Regions from separate parts of the Homo sapiens genome. Here all the other regions are linked to region 2. Evidence: chromatin loops called from intact Hi-C (ENCODE). Cell type or tissue: B cell. All regions are shown on one strand. Each heading gives the region's core, and the rest is flanking DNA. Links, peaks and the distances in the headings are about the cores only. Region 1 overlaps HIVEP2 (HIVEP zinc finger 2). Region 2 overlaps LINC01277 (long intergenic non-protein coding RNA 1277). Region 3 overlaps HIVEP2 (HIVEP zinc finger 2).

What was found. Peaks named below come from ENCODE experiments on the same cell type or tissue, not always from the same donor. Only the 100,000 strongest peaks of a DNase experiment are listed, where the experiment ranks them.
Region 1: a loop joins it to region 2, with 2.1 times the contacts of the local background. A loop is called at or near these places in 3 of 110 quality-filtered maps.
Region 3: a loop joins it to region 2, with 2.2 times the contacts of the local background. A loop is called at or near these places in 2 of 110 quality-filtered maps.

Annotation. Positions count from the first base shown.
Region 1 is chr6:142,830,482-142,841,816 of GRCh38, forward strand. HIVEP2 (HIVEP zinc finger 2) reads right to left here. Exons shown (of 10, transcript NM_006734.4): 2 at 6,454-6,566. Among named protein-coding and RNA genes, the nearest start is that of HIVEP2, 110 kb to the right of the region's middle. In B cell, for the core only: no CTCF peak of the experiment used is centred there; no DNase peak of the experiment used is centred there; H3K4me3 peaks cover 577 bases; H3K27ac peaks cover 1,231 bases.
Region 2 is chr6:143,020,686-143,032,020 of GRCh38, forward strand. LINC01277 (long intergenic non-protein coding RNA 1277) reads right to left here. Exons shown (of 3, transcript NR_038987.1): 2 at 981-1,268. Among named protein-coding and RNA genes, the nearest start is that of LINC01277, 11 kb to the right of the region's middle. In B cell, for the core only: CTCF peaks have their summits at 6,557 and 6,757; a DNase peak (open chromatin) is centred at 6,566.
Region 3 is chr6:142,919,839-142,931,173 of GRCh38, forward strand. The region is part of intron 1 of HIVEP2 (HIVEP zinc finger 2); the gene reads right to left. Among named protein-coding and RNA genes, the nearest start is that of HIVEP2, 20 kb to the right of the region's middle. RefSeq lists silencers at 6,836-7,405, 8,307-8,396. In B cell, for the core only: no CTCF peak of the experiment used is centred there; DNase peaks (open chromatin) are centred at 7,073 and 8,273; H3K4me3 peaks cover 2,489 bases; H3K27ac peaks cover 4,398 bases.

The DNA.
Region 1 (11,335 bases), core at 1,229-9,228, 190 kb before region 2:
AGGTGAATTTGTGGGGGAATTTTGGCAGGGTGAAGGTTAAGAAAACCTAAAATCATCCTAAACTCTTGGGAAATATTTAAGGAGCTGAAAAAAAACAGCAAAAAGAGGAAGATGATGAAGTCTTCCAGTGAATTCCTGTTTCCAACTATAAACCCTCATGAAAAACGAAAAGTAAAGTACTATAAAATACATGCTTTTTATCTATATTTATATCAGACTCAACTGGTACACAATCAAATTCATCACACTACTAGACAAACCAGCTTCTCTCTTTACCTCATGTTTTCTATTAAAAGTGATATTCAAACTCCAAAGCTCAAAGCCTGGGGTCATCACTGACCGCTTCCTCCTGCTACCCACCCCCAGAATGCATGCACATCCACACAAGCTCACCCTAGACCCAATCAGGCAGCCCCTATGCTGGTGTCCTGCATACTTTCCTTCATACAGCCAGTGCCTGTCAATCCTTATCACTACCCTCCAACCAGACTCTCACACCGGTCTGATCTCCCACCACACAAAGTAGGCAGGAGACCAGCAAGTACTCTGGGTACAAATGGCAAAGTGCCAAAGGCCAGATCCAGGCCTGATGCCCTTGCGTGCCTGGGATCCAGGGACAATTCTCAGAGGCAGTGAACCGTGGAAGGGTCGAGGGTCCTAAGAAAAACAATTTGAGTGGAACGCAGCCACAAGGGCACCATGATGCAAAACCTGAGAAGTAAGGAGCTGAGGGGGATATGGGAGGAAATCAGAAAGAACTTCCTCAGCCTGGGATTCGAGTCTCCACTGAGGTCTGCGATGCAGTGCCTTCATCTGTGATGTAAGCGTGGGAGGACATACAGGGCACAACATGAGATGACAGCTCTTGTTTGAATTCATGGAAGTGCCTCCTAAGTGGCTTCTATGCTTGCAGTGACTGCTGCCCCCCACCCCACCTCACCCGCCATCCAACAGGGCCCAGCCCGACCCATCTCCCTGAAGCGCAGCTCTGAGTGCAGTGCTCTCCTGCTCAAAGGTTTTCATGGGCTTCCCACGCCCCTTTGTCCTGCAGTCAATGTCAGCTGTGCTTTGCCTTCACACTACACAGGAATCCCTCATAGTCAGAGGCCACATGTAATTTATCTCATTAAATTTTTTCAGAGGTCAATTATTTTTGTTGCCATAGTCAAAACAAGGAGAATGAGACCTCCTGGTCAGGGACTGTAGGGGTTTTTAGGTTTGTTCTGCTGTGTGGGGAAGGGGTTTGTTACTCTTTTACTTTAAGAGCAATTTTTGCACTACAAAATTCATAAATTTGTATTCATGACCTGGCTCTGGATATTTAATAGGTATCAGACTTGCAGATTCATCTCACAAATATAATTAAAATTAAACCTGTGTCCAGGTATCGATTTTCAGTCCCCAAAGTGAATTTTAAAACAGAAACTTGGCCAGGTGCAGTGGCTCACACCTATAATCACAGCATTTTGGGAGGCCAAGGTGGGTGGATCACCTGAGGTCAGGAGTTCAAGACCAGACTGGCCAACATAGTGAAACTCCATCTCTACTAAAAATGCAAAAAATCAGCTGGGCATGGTGGTGGGTGCCTGTATACCAGCTACTAGGGAGGCTGAGGCAGGAGAATCGCTTGAACCCAGGAGGCACAGGTTGCAGTGAGCCGAGATTGTGCCACTGCACTCCATCCTGGGCAACAAGAGTGAAATTCTGTCTCAAAAAAAAAAAAAACAGAAAACAAAAAACAAAAACAAACAAAAAAAACCTCACAAGCAATTATTTTTATTAAACCCAACAAATATTTATTAAATGTCTACTATTTTTTCAATCACCATTTTTAAGAATAAAGAAGACACAAGCAATTTACAGTGCAGGCATATGACAGGAAAACTTCACATAAATTACTTTATTATAAAGTGCAAGTACAAAAATGCATACAAAAAGTGGCATGAGAGAAGTATAAATTGTTAAGGGGTGATGCGGGCAAAGGAGCTCAAACATGAAGAGAAGTAATACTACAATAAAATTATTAACCAGACTCCGACGTCAGTAAAGTGCATTAACCCAAAATGCAAATAATAGATGAGGTAGAAAATGCGATTAAGAAAGCGAATTTTTCTCTTGGCAATTCATGGGTGAGACATCAATGTGATATCAGATTCAAACATAAAATAAAGATCTCTATGTGGGGGATTTTGTCCAATATCCAATTAAAGGATTTATAGTGAAAACTGTAACTGCCAAGGGAACCGGAACTCCAGAGGCCATTCTTGATCCACAAGGGATATTGCTTGGAAATCATGAGATTCTCAGATCAGGGAAGTGATTGGGTAAACTTAACAATTGGTATCATCAGGTTTCAGTTTCCAGAAGGTGATAACTGACAGAGGTCTGGAAAATTTACAGTCCACATCTTTCTACAGCATTTTATTCCTTGGACTACCTCAAGATTCCCTAAAAGTATAAGATTTGACTCTGCCCCCAGATTTTGATACGGCTGGCTTCTATTTCTTTATGTCAGTCATAATAAAAAGAACATAGTGGCCACATCCACAACGCTCCAACATTTGAACACTGCCAGTTAACTAGACTGGTGACTTGGTAGTGACTGACATGTTAGCCAAAAATGGGAGAAACAGAGTTGGATTCTGGTTCTATGACTCACTAGTGCTGTGACTTTAAGCAAATTACTCAACTAAAACCAACCCCCCCACCATGAAGCCTCCGGTCCCTTATACACAAAATAAAGTGTGAGTAATAACTACATAATAGCTATTGCCTCAAATGAGATAATGTACATGGAAGCCATTTGCAGACAGAGAGTAAGTCATTACACAAATATTAATTCATGCCATCATAGAAACAAGGCATATGATCAGTCACTAAGATTCACTGTGTAGGTTTTGCATGGAGAGTGAAAAATGAGAGGCTCCTTCACACAGCCATCCTATACTGCAAACTGAAGGAGACAGGAAGGATAGACAGAAGGAAATACTATGAAATGATATGAAAGAAGCCTTCAGTCAGGGTTTCAGATGGCTGCAGCATGCTTGTGGAACAAAATGGGATTTGCTCATACTACTGGTTTAGTTAATACTTACTGATGGAATGATGAATATGTGAATGAAAACTTATTAAATGCATGAACGAATGAAGGTATAACCAGGTAAAATACTTGAAAAACAAAGCAGGAAGAGTCAAATTGTGAATAAGAAAAAATAAGAAAATAATTTTGGAAAAATGAAGCCATGTAGCTCAAATAAGCTAACAGTACTGGGCTCCACTCACCTAAGCTAGAATAGCAAAACAAAGGGCAGTCTTTGTAAGGAGGCCAGAAGAAATGTAGAGCATACATAAGAGTCCACATTTTCACATCAGTTTGTAAATATTAATACTCAAACATAAATACTGATAGCCTCTTCTGTTATCTCAAAATACAAGGAACCAAACAGAAGACTTGTATGCATCTGAAGAGCTATAAAAATATAAAAGGAAGTCCTGTATAATAGGAAACATTTTGAAGGCCACAATATACTGAAACTTAAAGGTCTACTCTGAATGATCTGTGATAGCAGAAGTTATAGTACACCCGGAGATAACAGATAGCAAATCTAATTTGCAACCTTATCAAATCGTTATAAGACCAGCTAAAAGGTATCCAAATAGAATGAATTAAAAGGGTTTTCTTCCTTTTCATTTTCCTAATTGGTATAAGTAATAATAAGAAAAAACATATAAAGGCATATCAAAGAGAAAGGAGAGATAAACAGATGAAGAAAAGGTTTGGGGAAATCACAAAATATAGCAATTTCCACAGAACACAGAATTATGTATTTTGGACTTCCTAATTTAAAGTAAGACTTCAGTGATGTCTGACTCCAGAAATTACTAACAGTAATAATTGTATAATTATCAGCAAATTAATTACTGCTCTTTAACCCAATATTTTCAAGTTTATGAGAGTCTTAATAATTTTCACCTTCTTTTTTTAGGAAGGAATATCACTTACATAATTCCTAAATAAATATATCCAATGTAGTGACAGCATATAAATCTGATCACCCATGTGTTTAAAAGCCCAGACTCCAGCTAATATCACTTTAAAATGAATAATGTCAAGACCAGTCAAAAACATTCACTGCTTGAAGGAAAATGCCAGGACATGCAAAGCAATATTATTATAAAAAATAATAATAATTTGTATGTACTAACTTTTCAAAAAGTACCATAAAAGGAAGAATATTGTGTGGATGAGAATGTTCCTTTCTTACTTTGCAAACTGTTTTCTATTTACTACCAATTTGTGGTGGGAGGAGTTGGGCACATTTTTAAAATTTATTATTTGTAAAAAAAGTTACATTGAAAAAAAAACCCTCATTTGGGCTAATGCACAGGGCCAGGTTCACTGATAAAGTCACTAAGAGGTTGCTGATTATGTATTCCATATGCATCACGAAAATGCTTACCGATTCCATATGAAGTCCTTCCTTACCAAAAGAAGTATTTGATTTAATTGAGAAAATATACCTAGCTCTTTGAGTAAAGACCATGTTGACAGGCTAAAGAATCAGTCACGTGATAGATGAAATATAATTCTGGTTACATTTAACCAGTGACTGCAATGACTATTACCCCTATTAATCACCATCATCATAACCACTACTGTGAACTCCTAGTACCTGCCAGGTATTTAATCCTCATAGAGCCTTATGAACTAAGCAGCATCCTTATTTAATGCAAAACAATTGTTACAAAGCACAGTGACCCCAATGAGCTGACTCAACCAGAGGAGTCCAGAACTCACAGTGCAATACACAAGGAGGCCATCTGCACTCAATGTCCAGGCCATGTCCATTCTCAGGAGGCACTGATAAAACAGTCGCTTGAACATAATTTAAATTAGGTACCACCAATTTAAATGTCACTTAACACTTAGGATACTTTGGAAATAACTGTAAAAGCCAAACTTGGGAGTAGATGGAAAATTAAATGTTGCAAATAAAGACATTTAAGTTAGTGGTTCAGATTATTAATTTCATCTTCTAACATTTATTATAGCTATTGAAAAAATTAAGGCTTTGCTTTTCACACTTTTAAATATATGTCTTCCTAATGGGTTTTTCATCTAACTGCCTCATATCCCTTTAATTATCCAAAACTTTTTCCAAACAGCACCATGTGCCCATAACAATGAAAATTATTGGTGGCAAATGAAGACTGAACCATGAACCTTACGGGCCAAATGAAAAGGGGTCTCTGGAATGTCCACACTTGATATTTCTACACTCACTGGATGCTCAAAAGCTACACTAGCATATCAAGTTCTTAGGCAGTGGAGATTATTTTAGACAAAGGGAGATTATTTTAGACAAAGCTTAGGGCAGTTGTTGGCACTACATAAACTACAACGCTATCGCTAAAAAACCACCTGACATCATCTTGTCTTAAGATGTTCACAGGTAAAGCAGACACTATTAGTGGGTTTAGTTTAGAAGCTGTCTTCCCAGATGATTAGACACTTTCCTCTCTTGTTCGTTATCAGTCATCAGGTTTTAAAATAGCTCCAGTTTATTTGGAGGAAAATTAAGTAACAAGCTGTACAATTTTAGAATCATGAATAACATTTAGAATTTCAGAAATTCAAATCTTGTGACCTAAATTAGGAATACAATTTTTTTTTCCAATTTTTCTTTACTGTGTAAAGGGTTAATTAAAGTATGAGTTTGCTTGGATTTTTTAAAAAAATTACCAAGCCCTAAAATCAGTATCATATAAATTTCTGATGCCAAAAATCTGTTTGACAGAGCAGGCTTTACTATACTGACATTTTAACAGTAGCCAAAGTCCTGTTCCCACTAAATTCTGTCTTGGCAGCACCAATAATTTGCTAAAAGCCTAAACTCCTCCTGGTAACTAATGTGTTCTCAACCTCAGGAGCTTTCCACAGCAGCACAGTGCAACAAGGAAGCTGAATCCATCAAGTCCTTCCTTAAGATTTCTATTCTTATTACAGAAATCATGATTTCTATAAAATGAGAATGGTTTAAAATACAGAAAGATGCTAATTTACTTCAAATGTTCATTACATCTTAGATGTGAATCTGACAAAATGCAATAAAACTACATATAAAAACCTTATTCAAAGTAAAATCTGATATTTTTACATTACTTCAAGATTATAATAAGCAAATCATCATTAATACATCAAATAAAATAATCTGGTTTCGAACTATAAATGACAACATTTTCTAATCTTCAGCTAAAATCAGACATTTCCAGAAATGCAATAAAGTATGAATATTTTCATTTAGATAATATCCAAAACATCTATCACAGGTTTCAAGAGCCTCAAATAATTACTGTCAAAATTTCACATAAAGCTCATTTAATATTGTGCTTGAGGAATCTTTCCAATAACTTTGAAATCAAACCATATAGAAAGCACTTGGCTTGACTTACCTAGTGGCTGTATGTTAAAGCATCGGTAAAAGAGCATTCCAACCAAATCAATTCACTTAATTTTTCAAGTAGATCTGATTACTATGGTCTTTTAAAAAATTCAAAGGCTCCACCTAATGAGAAAAAAACAAAGAACTACATTTAAACCGGAGCGTGATTATAGGAGCTATACATTAATAACACAAAAATCAAATCCAGAGTATTATGATATTATACTATCTTTTCCTACGTTACTGTGCTACTTAAAGCTATCAAACAACAAAAGCGTCTAGGAATTAAGTTAAATTTTCCAGTTTGGGGTAAAATGAATGTTCAAGCATAGAGAAAACAATAAAAGAATACAACAAAGTGTGAGAACAGAAGAGTTTGTTATTGGCAGGTGGAAATAATGGTTATACAATGTCAGTTAAGACATTAAAATTAGAGATGGGGGAAAATGCAATTTATTGCTTTGGAATTATACTCATTGATTCTTCTAATTTACTTATGCAATGAAAATTTGTAGGTGACAGTTCCTGAAAGCCATTAAGCCCTAGCTACATGCAATCTCTGTTGAGAAATAGAAACTAATATCTAGACAGATCATTTAAACATAAAAATGGTCAAGAAGTCTTGGAGATAATTCACTGGCATGGATTTCCAAATCATTCTGAGAATGTTACACCTTGTCTCCACAGAAAGTGTTTACTCTCCTAAGGACTCACAAATAGCTTAATTATTATTTATAAATAATATTGGTTTATTCCATTCACTTTGCCAGTAGAACCACTTTTCCTGAATTTCAAACATTAAATTACTATCTCAGCTCTAAGAGAAAGTTTGAGAGAAAGCAAGCATTAACTTAACTAGAGAGAGAGCCTAAAATGAATGCTAGAGGGTTGAGCAGAAGAGTGAAATAGAAAATTGGACAGTTTCTAGCTACTCCCAAATTAGGTCTTCCCAAGGTAGACTTAGTATGTTCAAACATACTAATATTTCAAAAAGTCTCTGAACATCAAACACAATCATATTCAAGTGAAAGTTCAAAAACTTATTCCAAAGCCATAAGCACAAGATTTTTTAATTGTGCAATTTGAAATTGGCCATGCACTGCCACTCCCCCAAACCCACTAACCACATTAACAAAATTAATTGATAATCTCAGTATTAAAAAATAAAGGTTGAAACAGATGTTATCCACTAGTATTAGAAGGTAGTTGCTCCAGAAAAGAACAAAACAAAAGATGTTGCTAACAATAGAGAAGACAAATAGCAGTAACTATACATACTAACTAGAAATCCATGTAGTCATGGGAAATATGTTTTCACTTTCAAGAAAACCTGTGTCTAGATTCTAGTCTTACTGCTATTCAAGAAACAATTATTTAGGAAACTCATTTGGACATGGTCTCAAAAGACTTCTTCATTAACAGAGATAAATAATCTTTATTCCAGGGTTCTTGCCATAAACATGACAAGACAAATGTCAAATGGTTTGGTTATTTAAAATTACACTGAATCAACAAACACAATCACCTGAACAATGAACTGCAAAATGATTCAACACACACATTTTTCGCATTTGAATATCTAGAGCGGCGAAAATATTTCTGTACTTTTCCTAACATTTTATGCAAAAGTTACAAAGCCTCTCTCAAATAATATTTGGTAGCTAGCTTCATAATACCACTTCTCAATACTTCCCAGGATGGTTTCGTGCAGAAGCTAGCATAACTTTTCTTTCTGTTAGTCACTTTCCAAGAAAGAGGTAGGGCACTCCCTTCAAGATGCAGGACAAACTTCAAGATTCTTAAAAATCCTTTCTCATTGATTTCTCGATGTACAATGTAAAACTGACTTACGCAAAAGTCTTTTTCAGTCCCTCTTCATTTCTTAGGTAGGGTATTGTTTTCTAAAATTATGTAATTCTTGCCTCGTAAGAGGTCTTCCATTTCCTAAGACAACCAGTCATTAAGCAATATGTTAAAAGGTTTTTCACCTGTATTGCAGCAACTATGCTCTCATTTCTAACTGGTTGTCTAAGTGGTCAGTGACTTCAATCTACTTAGGAATTTTTCAGTGTTCCCATAGAGTACCTAAAAGTGGTAGTAATGGACACCTCATATCAAAGTTCAAAAGCACTAAGTACAAAATATATTAGTCACCCATATGGATGATTCAGCTAAATGACTGTACTGATTAGCCCAGAAGAAGCAGATCTGTTGCCTGTGCAACAGGTAAGCCTCGCGTACAAACCACAATATAATATTTATTTAGAAATGTTCACTTCCTTAAAAATAACCACATATAATGAAAGGAAAATAAACACACGATGGTAAATGGCCTACAATCGCTACACCATACAGCAGTGCAACACCTCAAATAATTTTATAACCTGATGAAAGTCACTGACTCTAAACTTCCTTACTTTTAATTTGTTTGTATTGCCTGCCTTACCAACCTGGGCAGGGGTTGGGGGTTGGGGGAGGGACTCTTAGTGTTTTTTGGCTCTATCAGAAAATCTAAGGACATCTGACCTTTGTATTTCAGTTATATGTTACATGGTCTAAACAATGGAGCAATTTATCATTAGCTAATATTTGATCATGCTTGTCACCAATTGGTTTGTTTCAGTTATTCGCATGTAATAAATCAGATGTACACACAATGCTGGGCTTGAGTGACTTTCTCTAGCTGAGTGGTCTACCGGGAGTAGTACACAGGAACCATGCTCCCTGAGTTCACCAGGACACTCCCTGGGAGCAGTTGAATTGATCATACTGTTGCAATACTGATCACAGTAAATGAGCTTTTTGAGGAGCCCTCTAGAGTAGCAACCACACTCTCGAGTAAGCCTGTGTATCATAATGTCTCTATAGACCTAAATAACTCTTTTAATAGTCATCAAACACTCTCCTTTCATTGACAATGAAACTGAAGCCCAGAAGGTCACTTGCAAAAGGTCATGCAACTAGAAGCAGTTTTCCTGAATACTATTCTACTGTTTTCCCCTTTGCATCGTAGAGCCACTGTGCCTCTCATAGGCAAAAATTCAATCATGGCTAGCAAGAGTTTACTGAACAGCAACTATGTTAAACTTGCTTATCAGCTTAGGATGGGAAGGAAAAGGGGAGAGTAATGAGTTCAGAGTGAGAGAGAACAGACCTCAAATACCACGGTCTCCAGAGTACCCCCTTCATCATGGTTACAATCAACTCGTCTCTTCACAAACCCAGTGGAGAAGTGGCCAATTAAAATAGGGAAATCAAGAATACCTTGACAAGTTATACGCCCAAGACATCTTAACTATTTTGTAGGGTTTCAAAGTGACTCTTGAAAAGCCCTCCCCTTGTGGCTAATTAGTACAGCTATCCTTATTTATTTTTTTTTTTTTAATATTTTTTTATTTATTTTAATATTAAATATTTTAATATTTAATATTTTATTAAAATATTATTATTTTAATATTTTTAATATTATTTTTCCTTATAAACACTTAAAACATTGATGACATTTTTAACCAGAAAAACACCATTTATCCCATTACCCAAACACAATCTTTTCATTTTTAAAAATTTTAATCTATTATTTGTCCCCATGTAAGCATATTTTCACTGAGATGTCCTCATAATGCACATATAATTGTGTATTCTGATTTTTTAATTTAACATTTCGTAAGTATGTTATTTCCATGAAATTCAGTTTTCATTTTTACTAGCCATATGATATTCCATAAAGCTAACATAAAGTCATTTCCTTCATCATTCCTATATGTGGCAACATTTCAAATGTTCTCACTAATTTTCAGTACCACCAATACTGTTTTTTCTTAGAATATTCTCAAAAATAGGATTATCAAATTGAAAGGCAAAAATATGTTTATAATGGACTTCATATTTATGGCCATATTGATTTCAAGAGATTGAAATTATCTACAAAGCCACCAGCAGTAGATGTGCATTCTACTTTCACCAAACTTCCTCACCATTGCATGTAATTAAAATTTCTTTTCAGAGGCTTATTTAATGTAATATGATATTTAAGGGTGTCATTTTTATTTTAATGGTGACCATAATTATTCTCTTATTTAAAAATTATTTTATTGTCTTTCACCTCTAATATAAAATGTATCTACTCACATAATTTGACTACCTTTAGGTCATAGTTCTTCTTATGAACTTAAATGACCCTTTATGTAATATATATTAATTTTTTATACATTTTTTCCTGTAAATTTGTTTTAACCATTTAATATATCAGGCATATATTTAGATCCATAGCATAAGGTATGTATTCAGATAGTTCTGACCAATTCCAAATTATCCATAATACTATTTACTAAGTTTTCCTTCCTCACACATCTTTCTATAAGCTTGCTTTATTATGTTGTATTATAATTTGTCTATTTCTGGGCTCACCCTTTAGTTACATCAATCCACATATTTAAAATGGAACTTTTGTTCAGACTGCCAGTATGATGTGACTGGCATTGTGTTAGGTCGTTTTCATGTGCATAATCACATGAACTTTGTGTGTGTGTGTGTTAGTTTTAATTACTGTTGTTTCGTAGTATGTTCAAATCCATGGTAGAGCTAGAAACTACTCTTCATTTTCTTTTTTCAAATGTTCATCGATATTTTCTTTTCTGCATGAGTATATGTGGGAAATTTTCACCCATTTTTTCAGATTATATTATTTAATTAAGTGTACTGTTTGCCCTCCATATTCAGTCATACTCAGAATATTCCCATTAGCAGTCTGATTAAAATTGAGTTGAATTATATACATATGCATCTTTTCAACATTTTGTTGTCCCATGTTTAAAAAAATTGCATATTATTATGAATCTCTACATATACGACATTTTAACATTTATATTCAATAGACATTTATATTCTGCAAG
Region 2 (11,335 bases), core at 1,669-9,668:
TACTTCTTTGTTGTGACTATGAGGAGTGCATTGGCCACAGACAACAGAAAACCTGACCACAGCAGTAAAAGTAAGAAGTCTGTTTTTCTCAGACCACAAGAAGGCCAGAGGTTATCAATCTTTTCATATTTTTCATTCAGTAGTGCTTCACATGCATTTGCCTATATACCACCTGTATTAGCCCATTCTCACACTGCTATAAAGAACTGCCAGAGACTGGGTAATTTATGAAGAGGTTTAATTGACTCACAGTTCCACGTGGCTGGGGAGGCCTCAGGAAACTTACAATCATGATGGAAGGGAAAGCAAACACACCCTTCTTCACATGATGGCAGGAAGGAGAAGTGCCTAGCAAATGGGGGAAAGCCCCTTATAAAACCATCAGATATCGTGAGAACTCACTACCATGAGAAGAGCAGCATGGGGGTAACCAACCCCATGATTCAATTACCTCCCACTAGGTCCCTCCCATGACACATGGGGATTATGGAAACTACAATTCAATATGAGATTTGGGTAAGGACATAGCCAAACCATACACATCACACCATGCTTTTTAAAAGTTGACATCATCAAATGGCTATAATTATACAATAATTTTATTCTAATCATTCCCTAATTTTCCTTTTTATGTTATTTTAATTAATCCTGTTTTGAACAGCTTTATGTATAATTTTTAGTTTACATCTTGGATTATAAGAGTCCTATGACTAAGGATTTCTACCTATTTTGATACCGTGGTCTAGTATTCTAAATATTTTAAAAATTTATTTTAAAATGAACTTTGTATTCTAGAATGGTCTTAGATTTATAGGGAAGTTGCAAAGATAGTACACAGGGTTCCCACAACCCTGCACCCAGTTTCTCTAATTGTTAACATCTTCCGTTACTATGGTACATTTGTCAAAACTAATGAATCAATATTGATACATCATTATTAATTAAAGTTCACACTTTATTCGTATGTTCTTAGATTTTACCTGTTGTCCTTTTGCTGTTCCAGAAACCCACCCCGAATACCACTGAGTCATCACGTTTCCCTGGATTGTCTTTAGGCTGTGGCAGTTTCTCAGACTTTCCTTGCTTTTGATGACCTTGACAGTTTCGATGAATATTAATCAGGCATTTTGTAGAATCTTCCTCAATTTGGACTTGTATGATGTTTTCCTCATGATTAGATGGTGGTTACAAATTTTGGGGAGGAAGAACACAGAGGTAGAATGCCATTTTCCTCACATCACATCGAAGGTTCATGCTGTCAACGTGACCTGTCATGGATGATGTCAAATGCGATTATGTGGCTGAAGCAGAGTTATTTTCCAATAAGAGTTACTCTTTCCCTTCCCTCCATGCTGTGTTCTTTAGAAGGAAGTCACTATGTGCAGCCCATACTTATGGGGGTTGTTGCAGGGGGAGTTATTCTCCATATCTTTGAGGGAATAGCTATACAAATTATTTGGAATTCTTTTGTACATGTTATTTATTCAATAACTCATGAATATTTGTTTTATACATTGGGATATAATGTAATACTGCACTATTTATTTTCTTGCTCCAATTATCCCAGCTGGGGCCATTGGAATATCTTTCTGTTGGCTTCTATATTCCTTTAACATACTCCGTTTTTGTTTTGTTTTTAGCATTTCCTTATTTGATGACACTACACGATGCTGCAGACTTGTCTTGTATATTTTCTGCCCCATTCCTAGAATCGGCCGTTTCTCCACAGAACCTGATGCTTTTTATTGGAGAATAGTATTACAAATCAAGATCTAGAAACTGAGTATGCTTAATACTTTATAACCTGTAATCAGCGATATTTTTTTCTAATTTTAATCCCATTCTCATTGCAATTAAAAATTCATATACAGACATGTAAAATATCTGCAATTAAGCCTATTCTTTGTGTCTTGTTCTCGACAGAGATAAAGCAAGGATGTTCTCAGGTATATGCTGGATTTCTTTTAATATTAATATGACTAAGGGTGATGCATGGATAGTTGCCTGCTGGGCAGAATGCCTTTTCACCCTTTCAGAGGTTCACCTGAAATCTCAGCCTCGGCCTCAGGGTCACCTCCTATAAGCTCTGTGAATTGCACAGGAGGAGGAACAAGGTCCACTCTGTCATTCTGCCTCACCTCAGTAAACACAGCCATGAAAAGCTACTTCTATTCTCATTTCTCTGACTTCACACCTTCCATTAAACAAACCCAAGATTCCACCTCTGAAAAATAAATTGTATATAGCAAGGCAGTACAACAGCAAAACAGATCCTGATTTGAAGCTCCATTTTGTACCATTCCATTCGTAACACAATTTTTATGAAACGACAAGACCAAAAGAACAAATTTAAGAAATATGAAGAACCACGTTCATTTTCATGCAGTCATTATAGGCATTGTCCAATGATCAAGACCGTTGGCATTGGAGCTAAAATAAGAATGGAGAAGTATTACAGTGGAGAATCGAATCCATCAATCACATTAACAGTAAATTGCACACTAATCCTTTATCTATTATTTACAGTATCAATAAGTGTATCCTGTCTAGACTACAGAGTACTTAAACTCAAAGGTGTCAATAATAACAAAGAATAACATTATTAAATAATAAGCATCAATTAAAAATTAAAATGAATAGAATATAAGAAAAAGCACCCTATAGATTGTGTTTATAAACCTAGCCTATTTTGTGAAACTGTTATAGGAATTATGATTTATGCTAGCTGATAAATCTGATTTTGACAATTGGGTAAACAAAAAAACTAAGATTTTTAAAATTAAATTTTTTTTGCTGGAAGAAGGATCCCTATATGAATAAAATTTTAAATTTACATAATCAATGTTTTAGTATTTCCAAATGTTTTATGTGGTTTTCAAATTTGTATCTTATCAGGGTCATGTCAAATAAAAAGAGCTAAAGTAAATGGTTTATCTTGACCAAATTTAACAATCATGACTTCTATAGCTGCAAACAAAGCTTATCCGTTACCAAATGCAGTGTAGAATTTAACTTATATTTAGATAAAGTCAGGAAATGGCCTCTAAATGGTCCTCAATTTTCTTTCATTTAGACAAAAACTGAGTTTCCCCCTTTTGCTGAGTTGTTCAGTTAAAAGACTGTTTCATTTGGAGAGTGTGACTGATGGCTCCCTGTGAGAATGGGCAGGGCAGAGCCAGGCCTGACCGGAGAGGGAGCCACTCTGTCCCCTAGGAAGCTGACTCAGGTTCCAAGGCTTATGACCTGGGCTTTGGCCCATGGGCATTTACTCAGAGAAAATTTGTAGAGTACAATCACAGTTGTTGAGTATAATCATGATGGCCCCTGACCAGTCATTCATTTCATATAGGAACTACTTGGCATGTGTTTCAGAGGACTGGGCTGAGAGTGGAGATCCATGACATGATACCAGTGATCATGTGGGTCCTAAGGACAGGTGGTGCAGGTGTCCATGGCGAAACAAGGCCTTAGCTGGTAGACTGGATTTCCAGGACAGGATCCTAATACCCACCAGGAAATCTGTCTGGAAGAAAAACAAGCTCCTAGGTTTCTGAGAGGAAAACCAGATAGGTTATTTAACAAAGATCTTAAATTAGATTACTGCAGAAGCTCAACTTTAGAATCAGTGGCACATAGCAAGGTTGAGCTTATAGACAAGACCACCTTCTTTTAAGAGCCTGACACTGAAGGATGCGTGACTAGGGTGTGAGCATAGGAGTCAAATTCAGCAGGAGACATTGATCCTAGATCAGATTAAAAGCAAAGGGGTCTTAGCCTCAGAAAAGTAGCTGCTGGAACAGAGTACATGGAAGGCCTGTAATTTGGGACTGACTGGCTAACTTGGTAGCTTTTAGTATGGGGTCAAACCTAATGGGACTTGATATTAAGAATGGGACTTGATACTGAGGCTTCTGCCTGGGGGATTAGCACAGTTTAAATATGGCCTGACACAGGGGTGGAGTTGCTCTTGTATATGGGATGTCAGGAGTCCCAGCTGTGAGGAACTGGGAATTATACAGACTGAAATCAGAAGACATGATGACTAAATGTAATGTCACACACCCTGAATTGGATCCTGGGGCAGAAAGAGGTTATTAGGTAAAAAGTAAAAATATTTGAATAACGTTTGGTCTTTAGTTAATTAAAATATGTCAATAACCATTCACTAGTTGTTAAAAATGAATCATAGAGATGTGGTATGTTAACAATAACAGAAACTGGGTACAGGTTATATAGCCACCTTCTGTACTATCATCACGACTTTTTTTTGTAAATCTGAAACTATTCAAAAGTAAAAGTTTTTTTTTTTTTTTTAAATCAGGCACCTTATTATCTTCCTCTTCTTTTTTGTTTTCTCATGGAGAAAATAGCATTTCCATTTCATTTTATCTGAGTGCTTTAGTATCTTTCCAGTAATATGTTTTATGTTTTTTTGTCTCTGTCATATATAAAAATGAGCCCATTTTGCTTACATACTACAATGTCTTAGTCTAGTCAGGCTGCTATAACAAAAATGCCATAAACTGAGTGATTTCTATGCAATAGGAATTTATTTCTCATAGTTCAGAAGGCCAGGAAGCTCAAGAACAAGGTGCCAGCAGATTTGCTACCAGGTGAGGGCCCACTCTGGTTCACAGAAGGCATCTTTTCCACCCTCACTTGGTGGAAGGGGTAAGGGGTCTTTCTTGGACCTCTTGTAAAAGGCACAACCTATTCATGAGGGTTCCATCTTCATGATCTAATCATTTCCCAAAGGTCTCACCTCCTAATACTGTCACATAAGAGAAGTTTTCAACTATTGAATTTCGAGGCACAAACACTCAGATCATAGCATAACAAAAATTGTTCAATAACAAAAAATAACATGTACTATGACTTCAGGTATGATATTAATTGAAGAAATGATTTCATAAATGTGAATAAAGCATATTTTTAAAATAGTGTTTAAAAACAGAATAAATTTACTTTCAAGTCAATAAAGGTTACTTTTTAAATTAATGCTTGACATCATTTTAAATTTAATTTATCCCCTTACTTCCTTCTTTCATCTCTCTCTCTCTACCTGTTGCATTTTGTTAAAAATCTACAATTATATTTGATAGTTATAAAAAGCTTAGAGTTGTCATACCTTTGACACCATCTACTTCAATTCTATCTTTTGATAAGGAAATGGAGGTTCAGGATTTTGATAAGCTACCCAAAATGAGCTATGCAATTCTATTTATTAATAAATAGCAAAACTGGGCCTAGATCCAGTAGTCTACCAGTATTAGTCGGTTTTCATGCTGCTGATAAAGACATACCCAAGACTGGGCAATTTACTAAAGAAAGAGGTTTATTGGACTTAACAGTTCCATGTGACTGGGGAGGTCTCACATCATGGTGGAAAGCAAGGAGGAGTAAGTCACATTTTATGTGGATGGCAGCAGACAAAGAGACCTTGTGCAGGGAAACTCCCAGTTTTAAAACCATCAGATCTCGTGGGACCCATTCACTATCACAAGAAAAGCACGGGAAAGACCAGCCCCCATGATTCCATCATCTTCCACTGGGTCCCTCACACAACACATGGGAATTATGGGAGCTACAAGATGAGATTTGGGTGGGGACACAGAGCCAATCCACATGACTACCTCCTAACAAAAAGCACATTTTAATGCACAGTCTTGCCTTCACTCTATAAAAATTACTTTGTTTCTAGAGTTATTCTTGAAATTTCCCTTCCTATAAAGACAAAGACAAGTTTGTGTCAATGGCTATTTGCTTGGACTTTATCATCCATTGTTTCAGCAGGACTGATGTGAATCCTTTTACAGCTTAACTTTATAACCTCTTTAAAAGGAAATGCTGAAAAAAATTCATGATTCTCATACTTAGATAAAAATGCCAGCCAGTTAATAATTTATAAAATAATTTTGCTACTATATGGATTTTCTCCCATCTAGTCCAATTTTCTGAGTTGCATATATGTGCTAAAATTTTAAGAGTGTAAACAGCAAAGTTGTTTTTAAAATTAGCTCTCCAAAGAATTATAAAGCAGTAAAGGAAATGAAATATGTTAGCCTTGAAGGTGATGCTATAAAGATATACAGTTAGTGTAGGAAGAAACATGTTCATTTGTATATTCTGGGCTGTTCTTTATTTTGTGGCTGCAGTCTACTTGCTATGATTTTCCCTGAGGGAATTTCTGTTTCCATTCCAAGTGGTCTGTGTTCCAAAACAGCTACCAAAGTTTATTGCTAATGTTCTTTCCATTCCCTACAATTCAGTGTCTTGCCACATTAAAGAGGTGTTTTCATGTCTTCAGAGCATCTCTTCTGTACCCATCCCATCCCCAAACTACAGCTACCAGGGGCAGTTTCCCTGACAGCAGCTGCTGTCATCTTACGTGGCCTCCAGGGGTGGTTCAAGGAACAATGGAAAGGCATTTAGAAGTGAAAGAAAATAGGGCTTGACAGGTCAGATTACTGTTATGATAGGCCTGGGTTCCTGGATTTGTTGGTTGGGGGCCCTACCTTGCCATAGCTCCTAAGTTTAATTTGGGGCTTGGTGACTCTCTGGCGCCACACTCTGGCATCCTCATCATCGGCAAAACCCTTTGGACTCCATCAAGCAGTGCAGCGCAGATCATCACAGAGAAATGTGTGGAGAAAACAACGTAAAAATCTCTGTGAAATTTATCATATTCCAGAGATATAGGACTAACTTGAGGAATTTTCTTTCAAAATTTGTTTTCTTCAGGTATTTAAAGTCAGAGTTAGGCACAAGTTTGGCTTTGAGTTCCCCAGTTGTACCATATACTTCTTCATTTTCATTTTTTTCTATATACAAACAACATAGGCATCATTGAACAAACTTATTCAAAAGGAATAATGAAATCTCCACCCCATCCTTACACCATGCCTGAGAGAAAACCACTGATCGCAATTGGTCTATATCCTTCCAGTTTTTGGACTATGTTTATGCAAATATGTACACAAATATACTACAAAAAATATATCATACTGTGCGTGTATGTGTAACTTGCACTTGCCTTTTTACTAAACAATATACACTGGGTATCTTTCCATATCAATATACACAGAGTCATTTCATTCTTTTTAATAGCCACATAGTATTCCACTCTATTATACAGAGTTATTATAATCTATTTAACCAGTCCCGCAATGATAGGCATTTGGATTAGTTTCACACTTGTAATAAAAGTGGCATCATTATACATATATAATGATGTATATAATGATACATATATCTGTGATTACTTGGAGAAATATTTTTGCATAATAAATTTCTAGAAGAGAAAGACAAAATATATCAATGTATGCTTCCATCAAGAATGATTAAAGTCCATATTTTTTCCTATTATCATACCTAACAATGTAAATTTGTAATACATTTTGGTCTTTGTTAGTCTAATTTTTTTTTACTTAATTATAAGTGAGTTTGTGTATTTTTTAAGAGCTATCTTTAATGATCATCTGTGTTCTTTGTGAATTCTGTGTTCATATTTGTTGTTTATTTTCTGTAGTGGTGTTTTCCTTTATCTTACAGATTTGTGAAAGATAATTTTAACACATTGGGTATCATTGCAATTTCCCTCATTTTGTCATCTGTCTTTTATCTTGTTTATATAGTCATTTCATTCATTTTTTTCTTTATGGTTTCTACTTATCTGATGTGTTTAGAAAGGTGTTCCTTACATAAAAATTATTTTCCACTGGTACACTTATTATTTTTGTTATTTTTAAAACATTAACCAATCTAGAGACCTTTTAGGATATGGTTCTGAAGTAGGAATACAGATTCATTTCTTCCCAATTGGGTAGGAAAATTTTGTAGCCCATTTATTGAACAATATGTCTTTTCTCCACTAATATGAAATATCACTTTTATTATATAGTAAAGCTCATATATATCAAGGTCTATTTTTTATTATGAATAACTCCTTGACCTATTGATTTTTATCTCTATTAGTGTCAGAGTATTTTAATTGCTGTATTTTATAATATGTTTTAATAAATTACAGATGAGGACTTAATCATTTTCACATTGCTCATAGCATTATAACTTATTTATTACATTCCAAATGAAATTTTAAACTTATTTTTCAAGGTTCTGAAAATGCTTAATTTGGTTTTTAATTGTAATTGCAATAATTTTATTATAACTTACTACTTTATACTCTTCCCTCAATGTAGTTATGTTTCCTCATTTATTTTAGTCTTTCTTTTGTGTTTAACTGAAAATCTTGCATCTTTCTTATTGGATTTATTTCTAGGTATGTTTATTAGCATTACTAATGAGTCTTGTTTCCCACTTCATTTTCTAACTTTTATTGATTTTTGGTATATTAATCTTGTATTAACTGCTTTCTCGTACTTTCTGTTGCTGTAGCAGACAGTTTTCTTGATTTTACTCCAAGGTAGTTATATAATTTTTGGTAAATAATCATACATTTTACAACCAATATATACTTTTTTCCTTTCCTTATATTCTTTTATTGTCCATAAGTTCCAGAATCTTGTTGAATAATAGAAGTATTAATAGAAAGCATTCTCTATTTTTTTTATATTATACTTTAAGTTCTGGGGTACATGTGCACCAAGTGCAGGTTTGTTACGTAGGTATACATGTGCCATGTTGGTGTGCTGCACCCATCAACCCGTCATTTATATTAGGTATTTTTCCTAATGCTATCCCTCCCCCAGTCCCCCACCCACCTACAGGCCCCAGTGTGTGATGAGCCCCTCCCTGTGTCCATGTGTTCTCATTGTTCAATTCCCACTTATGAGTGAGAACATGTGGTGCTTGGTTTTCTGTCCTTGTGATAGTTTGCTGAGAATGATGGTTTCCACTTTCATTCATGTCCCTGTAAAGAACATGAACTCATCTTTTTTATGGCTGCATAGTATTCCATGGTGTATATGTGCCACATTTTCTTTATCCAGTCTATTACTGATGGGCATTTGGGTTGGTTCCAAGTCTTTGCTATTGTGAATAGTGTCACAATAAACATACATGTGCTTGTGTCTCTATAGCAGCATAATTTATAATCCTTTGGGTATATACCCACTAATGGGATTGCTGGGTTAAATGGTATTTCTAGTTCTAGATCCTTGAGGAATCACCACACTGTCTTCCACAACGGTTGAACTAATTTACACTCCCACCAACAGTGTAAAAGCATTCCTATTTCTCCACATCCTCTCCAGCACCTGTTTTTTCCTGACTTTTTAATGATCACTATTCTAACTGGTGAGAGATTGTATCTCATTGTAGTTTTGATTTGCATTTCTCTAATGACCAGTGATGATGAGCATTTTTTCATAAGTCTGTTGGCTGCATAAATGTCTTCTTTTGAGAAGTGTCTGTTCATATCCTTTGCCCACTTTTCGATGGGGTTGTTTTTTTCTTATAAATTTGTTGAAGTTCTTTGCAGATTCTGGATATTAGCCCTTTGTCAGATGGATAGATTGCAAAAATTTTCTCCAATTCTGTAGGTTGCCTGTTCACTCTGCTAAGAGTTTCTTTTGCTGTGCAGAAGCTCTTTAGTATAATTAGATCCCATTTGTCAATTTTGGCTTTTGTTGCCATTGCTTTTGGTGTTTTAGTCATGAAGTCTTTGCCCATGCCTATGTCCTGAATGGTAATGCTTAGGTTTTCTTCTAGGGTTTTTATGGTTTTAGATCTTACATTTAAGTCTTTAATCCACCTTGAGTTAATTTTTGTATATGGTGTAAGGAAGGAATCCAGTTTCAGCTTTCTACATATGGCTAGCCAGTTTTCCCAGCACCATTTATTAAATAGGGAATCCTTTCCCCATTGCTTGTTTTCGTCAGGTTTGTCAAATATCAGATGGTTGTAGATGTGTGGCATTATTTCTGAGGCCTCTGATCTGTTCCATTGGTCTATATAACTGTTTTGGTACCAGTAACACGCTGTTTTGGTTACTGTAGACTTGTAGTACAGTTTGAAGTCAGGTAGTGTGATGCCTCCAGCTTTGTTCTTTTTGCTTAGAATTGTCTTGGCTATGCGGGCCCTTTTTTTTCCCATATGAAATTTAAAGTAGTTTTTTCCAATTCTGTGAAGGAAGTCAGTGGTAGCTTGATGGGGATAGCATTGAAGGTATAAATTACCTTGGGCAGTATGGCCATTTTCACAATATTGATTCTTCCTATCCATAAGCATGAAATGTTCTTGTATTTGTTTGTGTCCTCTTTTATTTCATTGAGCAGTGGTTTGTAGTTCTCCTTCACATCCCTTGTAAGTTGCATTCCTAGGTATTTTATTCTCTTTGTAGCAATTGTGAATGGGAGTTCATTCATTATTTCACTCTCTATTTGCTTGTAATTGGTGTATAGATATACTTGTGATTTTTGCACACTGATTTTGTATCCTGAGACACTGCTGAAGTTGCTTATCAGCTTAAGGAAATTTGGGATGAGATGATGGGGTTTTCTAAATATATAATCATGTCATCTGCAAACAGAGACAATTTGACTTCCTCTTTTCATAATTGAATACCCTTTATTTCTTTCTCTTGTCTGATTGCCCTGGCCAGAACTTCCAATACTATGCTGAATAGGAGTGGTGAGAGAGGGTATACTTGTCTTGTGCCAGCTTTCAAAGGGAATGCTTCCAGTTTTTGCCCATTCAGTATGATATTGGCTGTGGGTTTGTCATAAATAGCTCTTATTATTTTGAGGTATGTCCCATCAATACCTAGTTTATTGAGAGTTTTTATCATGAAGGGCTGTTGAATTTTGTCAAAGGTCTTTTCTGCATCTATTAAGATAAGCATGTGGGTTTTGTCGTTGGTTCTGTTTATGTGATGGATTACGTTTATTGATTTGCATGTGTTGAACCAGCCTTGCATCCCAGGGATGAAGCCAACTTGATCATGGTGGATAAGTTTTTGATGTGCTGCTGGATTCGGCTTGCCACTATTTTATTGAGGATTTTTGCATCGATGTTTATCAGGGATACTGACCTAAAATTCTTTTTTTGTTGTGTCTCTGCCAGTCTTTGGTATCAGGATGATGCTGGCCTCCTAAAATGAGTTAGGGAGGATTCCCTCTTTTTCTATTGATTGGGATAGTTTCAGAAGGAACGGTACCAGCTCCTCTTTGTACCTCTGGTACAATTTGGCTGTGAATCCATCTGGTCCTGGACTTTTTTTGGTTGGTAGGCTATTAATTATTGCCTCATTTCAGAACTTGCTATTGGTCTATTCAGAGATACGACTTCTTCCTGGTTTAGTCTTGGGAGGGTGTATGTGTCCATGAATGTATCCATTTCTTCTAGATTTTCTAGTTTATTTGCATAGAGGTGTTTA
Region 3 (11,335 bases), core at 2,112-10,111, 100 kb before region 2:
TTGTAAATAAATGTAAGCAAACTCTACATTGGTCACTGATGTGAAAGAGCAAAGAATTAGTCCTCAAAGGAGGCAGAAATGTTAACCTATTCAAAGGATGTAACAACAGAAGTTGAAAAACACTTTGTTCTGTATAAAAACAGAGCTTCCTAAGTATATTTTTATGTCATTAGACATAAACTCTTTAAAAGTATTTCTACAGTAGGAAAGTTGGTTCTATCAAATTTAATTATTCTGTTCACTGTAAAGACACAATAGTTGGATCTTTCTATAAGCCTAACAAACATTTCCTCTACCACTCATTTTATCTCCAAAGGTAAGAATTACAGTCCCATTTTGTGTAACTGCTACATGAGGTCACAGAGTTATAGCTAAAAAGAAAGTCACAAATGTAAGGATAATATCCCTTCTATCATATTCTGCTACTTATTTGTCACTCAATTATCTTTGTATCTCCGAAGTCCTGGCTTCCAAAGGTTCGGCATGCAGAGCTGACCTTGGTCTAGTCCTCCGTCACATGTGAGTGGCTCACGGCTTCACTTTGAGCCCTACCCATGGTGTCCACTCTTGTACTATCCAGATCACAGGTATGTATTAAAGACCTCCTCTCTGACAACCAAGACCCCATGATTCTTATTGGATAGCAGGAGGGAGAACTCATTTGGAAATTCCCTAATTTCCAGGAAATCAATTCCTGAATACATCCTGTGCTTCAAGAATTTAGAAACTGGGTTATCACATAGGTAACAGAAGAATAAACTTCTCTGAAGAAAATAAAAGGGATGAGGTACCTACCACCAACAAGGAGATAAAAAATTTTATACTCAGATTGACTAGTCTGGATTAAAAATTTATTAATCCAGCTGGGCATGGTAGCTCACGCCTGTAATCCTAGCACTTTGGGAAGCTGAGGCAGGAGGATCACTTGAGCCCAGGAGTTCCAGATCAGCCTAAGCAACATAGGGAGAACCCATTTCTACAAAAAATTTAAAAAATTAGCTGGGAATCGGAGCACATGCCTGTAGTCCCAGCTACTTGGGAGACTGAGGTAGGAGGATCCTGTGAGCCCAGGAGGTAGAGGCTGTAGTGAGCTATTATCATGCCACTGCAATCCACAGTGAGTGACAGAGGGAGATCCTGTCTCAATATACATATATAAATCCATCTCTTTTCCCCAATTTATTCATTCATTCACCCATTCATTCAGCAAAAGTATACAGAGCTACAGTAAGGAAGCAGGTCATGAAAAAGGAAAGTCTGGGATTTGAATTAGGACTGCCGGAGCTTAAATGCAAGCTCCAAAACATACTAGCAGTGTGACAAGATATTTAACTTCTCTGCCCTTCCAATGTTTTCATCTATAAAATAAGAAGACAAACAGCCCTGCCTCAAAAAAATAAAAAGTTTAAAATATGAGGATAGGCTGCGCAAGGTGGCTCATGCCTGCAATCCCAGCACTTTGGGAGGCAGGCAGATTGCTTGAGGCCAGGAGTTCGAGACCAGCCTGGCCAACATGGCGAAACCTGTCTCTATTAAATATACAAAAATTAGCCAGGCGTGGTGGCACACGCCCGTAATCCCAGCTACTGGGGAGGCTGAGGCACGAGAATCGCTTGAACCCAGGAGGCAGAGGTTGCAGTGAGCCGAGATTGTGCCACTGCACTCCAGCCTTGGTCATACAATGAGACTCTTCCTCAAAAGAAAAGAGGATAACACATGTAAAAGGCCTAGAAAAGTGTCTGATGTTCAGTTTTTTTTAATTATCATTATGAACTAAAAATCCCATCAGATTCTGAAGTTACAGTGATAAAATAAGGCTCTATTGCCCTATCCCTACTGAGGATTACAATCTAAGTCAGGCCATGTATTAATCTCAAACCAGTAGTTAATCCTAATCTGAAATAACTAGGGAGAAAAAGGATTGTCAAACTTCTTTTGGAAATCTAGGACTTAATCCTCCTTTAGTCAGAAACTTTGGGATCTAATTTAAATGCCTTCTCCACACTTCCAAAAAATCAAAGCTTAAATAGTCAATCACCCTAAATAGCAAATGACAGATCAAACTACATGCTGGCAATTTCCTAATTATTAATCACTTTTCAGTTCTTATCTTACTTTAACTCTCCATAGCATATGGTATTGATGCTTAAAGTCTCTTTGGGGAAACTCAACTTCGTTGGCGTCTAAGACGTGACCCTTTCTTCATTTCCCTCCTCTCTGTCTAGTCCACATCCTCAGGATCTGGCCTCATCTTACATCTCTATCCCATTTTTCACAATCTCCCACTTGTCCTTTAAACTTCAGCCATACTAAGCTCTTTAAAATTCCCCAAACTCGCTATGCATTCTCAAACTCTCACCAAGCTGCTCTCAGTGTCTATTGATCCTTCCAAAGGCAGCTGAGGGAATGTTCCATTTCACCTCTTCTGCAAGGAGGGTTTAGGGCTCCCTCCAGGCCCTTCTTTTCACCCTCTGCTTCCCCCTACTTTTGCCCTTATTCCAATATCCTAATTCTTGAATTGCAAGTCAGTTCCTTCACTTGACTATGATGTCTTTGGGGATAGCAACACAAGCTCTCAATTCGCATTTAATAAATATAAATAACCACATAAGTATACTTCTAAAATTTTAAAATAGTAAGATCCAGAGTGGCCTGAACTTCATTTATTGAGTGCTTACTACAGGCCAGGTTCTTTACATATATTAGTACACTTAAGCCTCATAAGGTCTGTTTTAAGAGGTATCCTGGTTTTACAGGTGAGCAAACTGGAGGCTAAGGGGATAAACGTAACTTGCCAAAAGTCATACAACTAGAAAGTAACTGAGACAGTACTCAAACCCAGGCAGGCCAGCTCTGAAACCCACAGTTCTGGTCCCACTCTATACTGACTGCCTCTTTTCCAGTCGTAAGTCTGATTAAGCAACAGAACTGGCTCTCAATAAGAATTATGACATGTACATCCCTAGAGAGCCTCAAAAACAGATTTTTTTAAAAGACTGTCTTGTCCCCTCCTATTATTTTGCAGGTATGAGCATGTAAATACATAGTATTTATATGAACATGTATTCATGTAAACACATAGTACTCTCCAGAAAACAAACATGTTTTAATATAAATCCTGCCCAACATCTAACAAACTATTATCAATAAATCAGTAATTAGTAAATAATTATACCACTAATAAGAGATAAATATTTCATAGTTAAATATTTAGGCCAGGCGCGGTGGCTCATGCCTGGTAATCCCAGCACTTTGGGAGGCCAAGGCGGGTGGATCACGAGGTCAGGAGTTCAAGACCAGCCTGGCCAAGATGGTGAAACTCTGTCTCTACTAAAAATACAAAAATTAGCCAGGCATGGTGTGGGAGCCTGTAATCCCAGCTACTCGGGAGGCTGAGGTAGGGAATTGCTTGAATCCGGGAGGCGGAGGTTGCAGTGAGCTGAGATCGTGCCACTGTACTCCAGCCTGGGCAACAGAGCAAGACTCCGTCTCAAAAAAAAAAAAATCATAGTTAAATATTTAATAGTGAACAATAAGATAAGCATGAACCAAAATATAACAGATGACATTTAAAAATAAGATAGTTAATGCTACCTATTACATTTCCCATGATGTTAGCTACAGTCTCCTATGTTCCAACCAAGAGGATATATTGAACACTTTGGAGAAGATTTTCTTTTTCAAAACCATTCATATTTGATTCCAAATAATATTCCAATTCAGCTGATATATTGGATGGATCCCAAACACACCATCTGTTTTTTATTCAGTTGTACCTTAGCAAGGCAGAGAAATGAAGACCCCTTGCTCAAAAATTAATTTCAAGACAGTGACAGCAGATCATTTAACCAAACTCAGGGCCCTTCTGAGCTTGGAGCCCTGTACAAATGCACAGGTCACATGCCCACAAAGCCAGCCCTGTGGAGCCCCTAGATTCTATGTCAGGCACAGTACCAGGCAGGAGGTACAGCAACGGCTTTTAATCCATAATCCCGATGTCCAGAAAGGCTCAAATGTAGCATCAAAGATCCTGTTAGGCAATAAATAATCAAATATGAAATAGGTTTAAGAACTCAAAGAATCTTTGGATCTCAAACCGCTAGGTAAAGGCCGAGGGTTAAGTGCTAGTTAAAATGATTCAAATTCAAGTGGGCCTCTCTTCAGCTTTGCTAAATGTCTTCTTTTATAAATCAATAGGTCAATGAGCTTTTTAAAAAATGACTCTCATTAGATGCAAAAGGAGGACTGCAGATGATTAGAATAGTAAATAAAGCACCAGGATTGCAGTATCATGTTTCTTTCAGTGGTTTTTTAATTTAATAAATGTTTATTGTGCATCTGCTATATGTTTACATTTCATTAAAAATCAAATAATATCTCACTTTTTTAAACCTCTTACCAAAAAGAGAATTCTAAAATTATGACCGAAGACTACAAAATAGCATCTGAAATATGAGAGATAGCAGTATCATCTTTATTTCCTCATTCAGCACCCGTGCTCTGAGCAACTACTCCGGGTCAGGCACCGTTCTAGGCATTAGGCATTCAGAGAGGAAAAGACAAACTCTGCCTTTATTTATGTAGTTCATTGGAAAAGGCATACAGTAGACAACCAATTCTTTCAAAAAATACTGTTTAAGATATTTCAAATTGTAATTCCAAGATACAATGGAAGATTGCATTTATTCTAGGATTTTCCTCCAAGAAACATAAACTTCTCAGTTAAGAGGAAAAACATCTTCTCCTACTGACCCTAAACAGAACTATAGTTTTGGTCACTGCAAAGGCACAAAATTTTTCTGCAGTACAAAAGGTGGAATATATGCCCAAAAGTAGATATATTTGTAATTCATGTGTTAATCAAATCACATATGCTTAGACTATAATTACAGACAAGGTACTGGGTTTGGATTAATGTTATAAAAATTCAGAATCTATGCAGTCCATAAGGACTTTTCACACTCCATTTTTCATAAAATAGTATGTTAATCTCCTGGTGATTATGAGATTCAACTAATAAGTCTAAGGATCCTACTTAGCACCTCCAACATGATGCTGCATCAAAACTGGGGATTATTGTTCATACAAATCTGGAGTAACTGGTCCCTATAATACTACTACTAAATACTTTCATAGTACCTTTGCGGCCACATCTTTTGAGGCCACATAGTTGGGTCCTCTGCCTTCTGTCTATTTACTCTCTCTGTTTTAAATCTTATAGAGAGTAAACAGATAGAATGCAGGAGACCCAATATGTGGCCTCAAAGGATGAAACTAACATGCACTTTAGAAGTTCTCCTTGTTCTACCACACAAACGTTCCATACAATTTTATTGTGAAGGAAAAAAGGGAATGAGAATCAATATTTTTAGAAAGTAATCTTGCATTAACATAGTGCTTTCTAGTTTTATGAAACTTTGTCACTCACATAACCTTGTTTGTCCCCAAATTGTTTAACTGTAAGAGTGTACTATAATGGATTCTGCTCTCCTAACATAATACCAAGGAGCCACAACCTTCCCTCTATTCTTAATCTCCAATTTTATTTTCTTAAGTGGGCCACTAAGTATATCTGTACCAACATTTTTGTGCATTTCATAACCCATAACTTTGCCACCATAACAACTTGAACTAAGCTCAGATAGGAAATAGGATCGTTGTGTTATATTTTGTCAAGGAAAAAGGGAAAAGCTACCCCAAAAAGACAAATTTCAAAAATCTAAAGCTATTATTCCAGATGTACTCAAATAACCTTAAATTTCCTTATTGCATAAGTAAGCTGAAAGTTTCCCAAGAAAAATGACATCGTACTATATGCACATCTCATAATCCTATGGGGACTTCTTTTAAATGAGAACATTTAGGCAACACTACTGAAAGCATACATAAGTCAGCGGTTAGCTTCATGACTCAGTTTAACTTAAACATGTAAACATAGTGTATGTTCCAATTTGGAATGATTTTTGAGGTTTACTAGAAACTACTAAATAATATTTTCATTTAGTAAGTCCTTTCTCTGTCAACTCTTTGATGTAAGAAACCTTAGCAGACCTCCCAGTGAACTTTAGCATTTTGGCTGTGTGTCCAAAAGAACAATCTACCATTACAAAGCCTATTCATGAGTCAACCAGGGACGTAATCACAATCACGACTGCTCAGCTGATACGACTCTTCTTTATCATACCTGCAAGTATGGAAGACACGTAAGATTCAAGTTACTAAATTATAGATTATTAGTACTAAACATCGATTCTTAAATATAGTTCTAAAGATGATTCATGCAAATTTAAACTTTTTTTAAATTTAACAGCTTGGGTTAACTTGCTTGTGTTCAACTTTTTACGTCTACCTCTAGCAAAATAATATTATTATAAAAACAGTAAAAGTCCATCTAATAATTTCAGTATAATAAATCCAGGGCTTTGACACTGTCTTCAAATTCACAAGATCATTAGTATTCTTTTAAACCAAATTAATCATATTCCCTAAATAACAACAGCTAAAATCATGAACACTGAGATCATTTTCTTGTAATGATTCTGTCTGGAAGTGTATTAACGGCATGATGTTTGTGCTTTGCACTAAACATTCATATCTTTGTTTCCACAACAAAGTAAAAAGGTGGCAGTTAGAGGGAGAGTTAAACAAGGTTTCCTGTGAGGGCTTTGTGAAAAGAAAGAGCGTATATTCTATCCGGGCAATGACAAACGGACTCAGGCCTCCTGAGGTCAGCGCTCCTGGGCACCATCAGGCCCCACTTCGGGAGCCCCCGGTGCTCCGGGCCCACCTGACTGGGCGTCCTCTGAGTCAGGGAGGTGCCAGTGCTGTGGTCCCCGCGAGCCCAACTGTCCCCTGACCCCCGGGCTTTTCCGCACCGTGGAGTCCCCCGACACGCTGGGGCCAGTGAACCCGGGCCGGGGCGCGCGTTCTCCCTCCCGGACCAGCTCCCGGCGCTGGGCCCGCGGCCGAGAAACTAGGTCTGGGCCGGCCCTGCGGCGGCCGCCGGGCGCGGCGAGCCCCACTTTCTCCCGGCAGGAAGGGGGGAGGCCGAGAGCATTTCCTGTTGTGCAGCTGAGCCCTGCGGAGACGTCATTGCATTCATGCTCCCTCGGGTGTCAGCGGACGGGGGGCCAAAGTTCAAGCCGCGTCCAGGGCAGGCAGCGCGCGGCGGCGCGGCGGCGCGGGGCGGGCGGCCAGGGCTCCCCTCTCCCGCTGGCGCTCCCGGCGCCTCCGTCCCCGGCCGGCCCAGCGCTGCTACCGGAGGCCAGCCCTGGGGCTCCGCGGGGAAGAGCTGCTCTTCCTCCCGGAGGAAACCGAGCTCGCAAGCCCAGCGCTCCCAGCCGCAGACTGCAGGCTGCCCTCCTCCACCGCCTGGATTTCCCACGGGGAGGAAAAGGCGTGCGTTTCCAGGTGTTTGGAGGACGCACTGGCCGGGCGCACTTTCCTCAGCGTAATTTTGAACGCAGTTTCCCTAAAGATGACTCTTTTTTCCACTAGGATTATTTCCAAGTCATCAAAAGTGAAAAATCACGTAAGTGTTGTTGCAGTTGTTTTCCCCTCGTTTTCTATCTCCTTTCCAATTGTGAATTCCGTAAATAACTGTCAGACATAAAACAGGAAAAGGAACATTTCTTCACTGCAGAGCTCCAGTAAGGTGAAAGTAGGCAAGAAGGCCCCCTGAGACGTTTCTAAAAGCATATTCTATATGTTTTCATTATGAAAACACCCACTGCACTCCTTTTATTTATTAGGACCTTAAGTTATCCTATCTCAACTAATACTTTTAACAATCAGAATCTCTTAAGAATCTTTCAATCTTATACTTATCCACTTTAATAGCCAACAAAACCTTTAGCCAGAGTGTTTTAAAATGGAAATTACCTGTTCATGTTTCTTAAAGATTTTTAAAGTCTCCTTCTAAATTTCCAGCCTTCCATTTAGTTTCAAGCCATAAACCAGATTATAACAATGTGTAATTGTAGAGAAGCTGTGGCTTACGGTTAATAACGATTAAAAATAAGGCCATAAGGTATTTTATGATCATTTTGAAATAAAAAATTGAAATAGTTTAATTTCAGCTTGTGCAGTTTGAGACAGATCGTCAACTACAAAACAAATTGTAGATTCTGTTCTCATGGTGAACAAACATTACAGATGTTTTACTGTGTCAACATCTCTAACATTTGAACTAAGCAATGTTTCACATCAGGACATGAATTAAAACAATGTAAACTATGGACCTGGGGTGACCATGATGTGTCGATGTAGGTTCTTGGATTATAACAAATGTACCACTCTAGCGCAAGACTTCGATAGTGGAGGAGGCTGTGTGTATGTGGGGACAGGAAGTACATGGGAAATCTCTGTACCTTCCGCTGGATTTTGCTGAGAAGCTAAAACTACCCTAAAAATATAAACTCTATTTTTAAACATATGTTTAGGGTTTTATGAGTATCCTGATACTTAAAATGTGCATTGCATTGTAACCTATGAATTGACAAGAAATTAATCTTAAGAATTGGCACAGAAATCATCTCGATGTTTTCATGAAGTTCATCCTCGGTTCTACTGCTTCTTGATAAACAAGTTTCATGTTTAGAAGGTTACTGAAATTTTTTTATATGGTAAAGGCACATCAAAGACTTTACCATTTAATATATATTAGTTGTCCTATCCAGTCATGTACTATTTAAGGCAATATTAAAGGTAACTTAGATTTCCCCACTTACAGTGATGCAAAGCCCTTCAATAATATTCTGTTGTCTTATTTCCTAAACATCTGAATAATACAACTTTATCACATGATATCTTAAATTTGCATAGTATATTAGAGTTTGCTATTTGCTTCACATATATATATTTCTATCCCGATTTTTTCAAGAAATAGGCTCAGAGAACTGAAATCTCCACTCAGTTCAGGACTAGCATAGCTAGTCTTTCAATCTTGCTGAAAAGCAATCGCAAACTCTTCTCATTTTCAAACTCCTTATTCCTAACTGCAACCACTTCTTTACTTCCCAGTGGCCAGTGCCCCTGAGTGTGAGTGCTGAGAGGGGCCTGCAAAAAATCTAATCACATCCAACTGCTTTATTTACTTGGCTTCCCAAACTGTATCAAATGATTCTTGACTGTAAATGTGATTCCACTGTATCCAATCCTAGGAAATACTGTAGTGGATATCTGTTTCCTGAATGATCTTACACCAACTTTTTTTGGGGTGTCTTTTCTCCTTCATATCAATTGTTCTTTTATCCATTAAATCTCTGCAGCAATTCTTGTGTTTTTGATTTGAACATACTTATACTTGTTCCTTCAAATCATCTGCCAATGGTATACAATTAGCACTCCCCAAGCTGCATGTGACTCCCCAAATACTGCCTAAGCTCAGTGAAGATTTTATTCAAAATTCATGCTCTCTGGTCTATACCTAGTTGCTGATGATGGCACTTGGAAAGGACAAAGAGGGAAGACTTAAAAATGTTTTATTTTATAATCCTGATTACAGGCTAAATAAAATCAGTATTACCATAAATTTAGTATAGACTGAGGATATAAAGATCAGTATGAGAACGGTAAGATAAATTAACTTATGAATAAATACACAATTGAAAATATAAACCAGAACAAAAAAAAAGGAGTTCTTCAGGTTCCTGGTGCTATTTTCAAATGCACCTCTTTTACACCATGAAAGAGAAGAAATAACTGTGAGGATAAAAGGAAGTTTTGCAGGATAATGTATTTTACACTTTCTCTTTAGAAAAAAATTAAAGTGCTCCACTTTTGTTACTTAAAGTACATCATGAAGTGCGCAATTCCAACCTAAGAAGATATATTATTTCATACAATGAAAAGGATTAAGACTTGAAGTTTCCCAAACTAACCATTTTAAAACTCATTGTTTCATTCAGGATTGGTTTCATTTAAATGTGTAGTTAGAATATGAGAGAAACAGTAAGTTGTTACCATAATGTTTGGCTCTCCATGCTTCTGAGATCCAAGTTCTCTAACTCAAGAGTCTCCACATTTTCATAGACTTTGAAAAGTCTTTGATATGGCCAGACTGTATCTGACAGGCTGACTTGTTTCACAAACTGGCCTCCTCTCTAAAAATATTCAGAAGGGCATACTAAATTTTCACTCTTCTCTAACAATAATCAAATTGAGTAATATCCTTCTCAAATGAGCTTTCACCAGTCATTTGTTGTTTTTCCAGAAAACTGACTCCCAAGATATGTGATGACAAAATCAAGACTCTCTTCTTTCTGAGGTCCACATCCTATTTCCATGACACACTAAACGACTGTGTTGTTCCTCTACAGCCAGTACTTTCCCAAATCAAAGCCCAGCTCAAATTAAATAGCTGAAATGAAAGGAAGGGAGCTCACTGAGTGAACAGATATATATAGGAATGAAGAGAGAAGTGAATCATGCACACATACTCATGAACATATAAGAATGAATGAACCATTCATGAAAAACCTACCTACCTACTTGCTTGCTTCACAATCTTTGGTTCCTATAGAACCCTTTTCTACTGTGGTATCTCCAAGCTCAGTGGCTTTATTTTTCTTACAAACTACCCATAAAACTATAACCTTCTCTTTATTAAGTGGCCTTCAGCACAAATTACTAATGCCTCAATCCCTTCAAGGCTAGCTAACTAAACAAAGTACAGCCCCTGTAACTGAGACAGTCCCAAGACCTGCAGGTGGTTCCAGGACTATTCATTCACTTCTCTGGACAATAACAAGATGTATCATCACCTCGTACCTTTCGGGCTGTAGGTAAAAGTCAATATATTCTCAGATGGAAATATATTTACATAGTACTCAAGTGTTTGAGAGCACATCTCCTTGTTCAGCCTCCATCTATATTAAATACTTCAGAATAGGCCCTCAATGAAATCTAAGTAATAGTTAAGTACTCAGATGGCCTATAATCAAGCATGTTATTGAAACAGCAGTGTCCCCACATGAATTCAAGTAAAACAAAATTATTTTTTATTACAATATAGTATTTTCCTATTCTCTCCTAGTCACTCACAAAGTCCTCTGTACTTCTCCAGAACCAAAAGTGTGACTAGAGCTAAATCTAAAATGTATTTATTTCCATAATGATTAAAAGAAAAGTTCCAAAATCAAAGTACCCACTCAGGAAACAATAACTTCTATTTTGGCAACAGATAATTATTAAATCTCAACTCTCTTCTAATATATCACTTCTGCATATAGGTCTACTTGTTCTATCAAATATGTGACCATTTAAATATTCCTTCTTTACTATTCATTATGTGGAATAAGTCATCTGTGCAGGAAAATTAAGAGAGTTTTCTCAT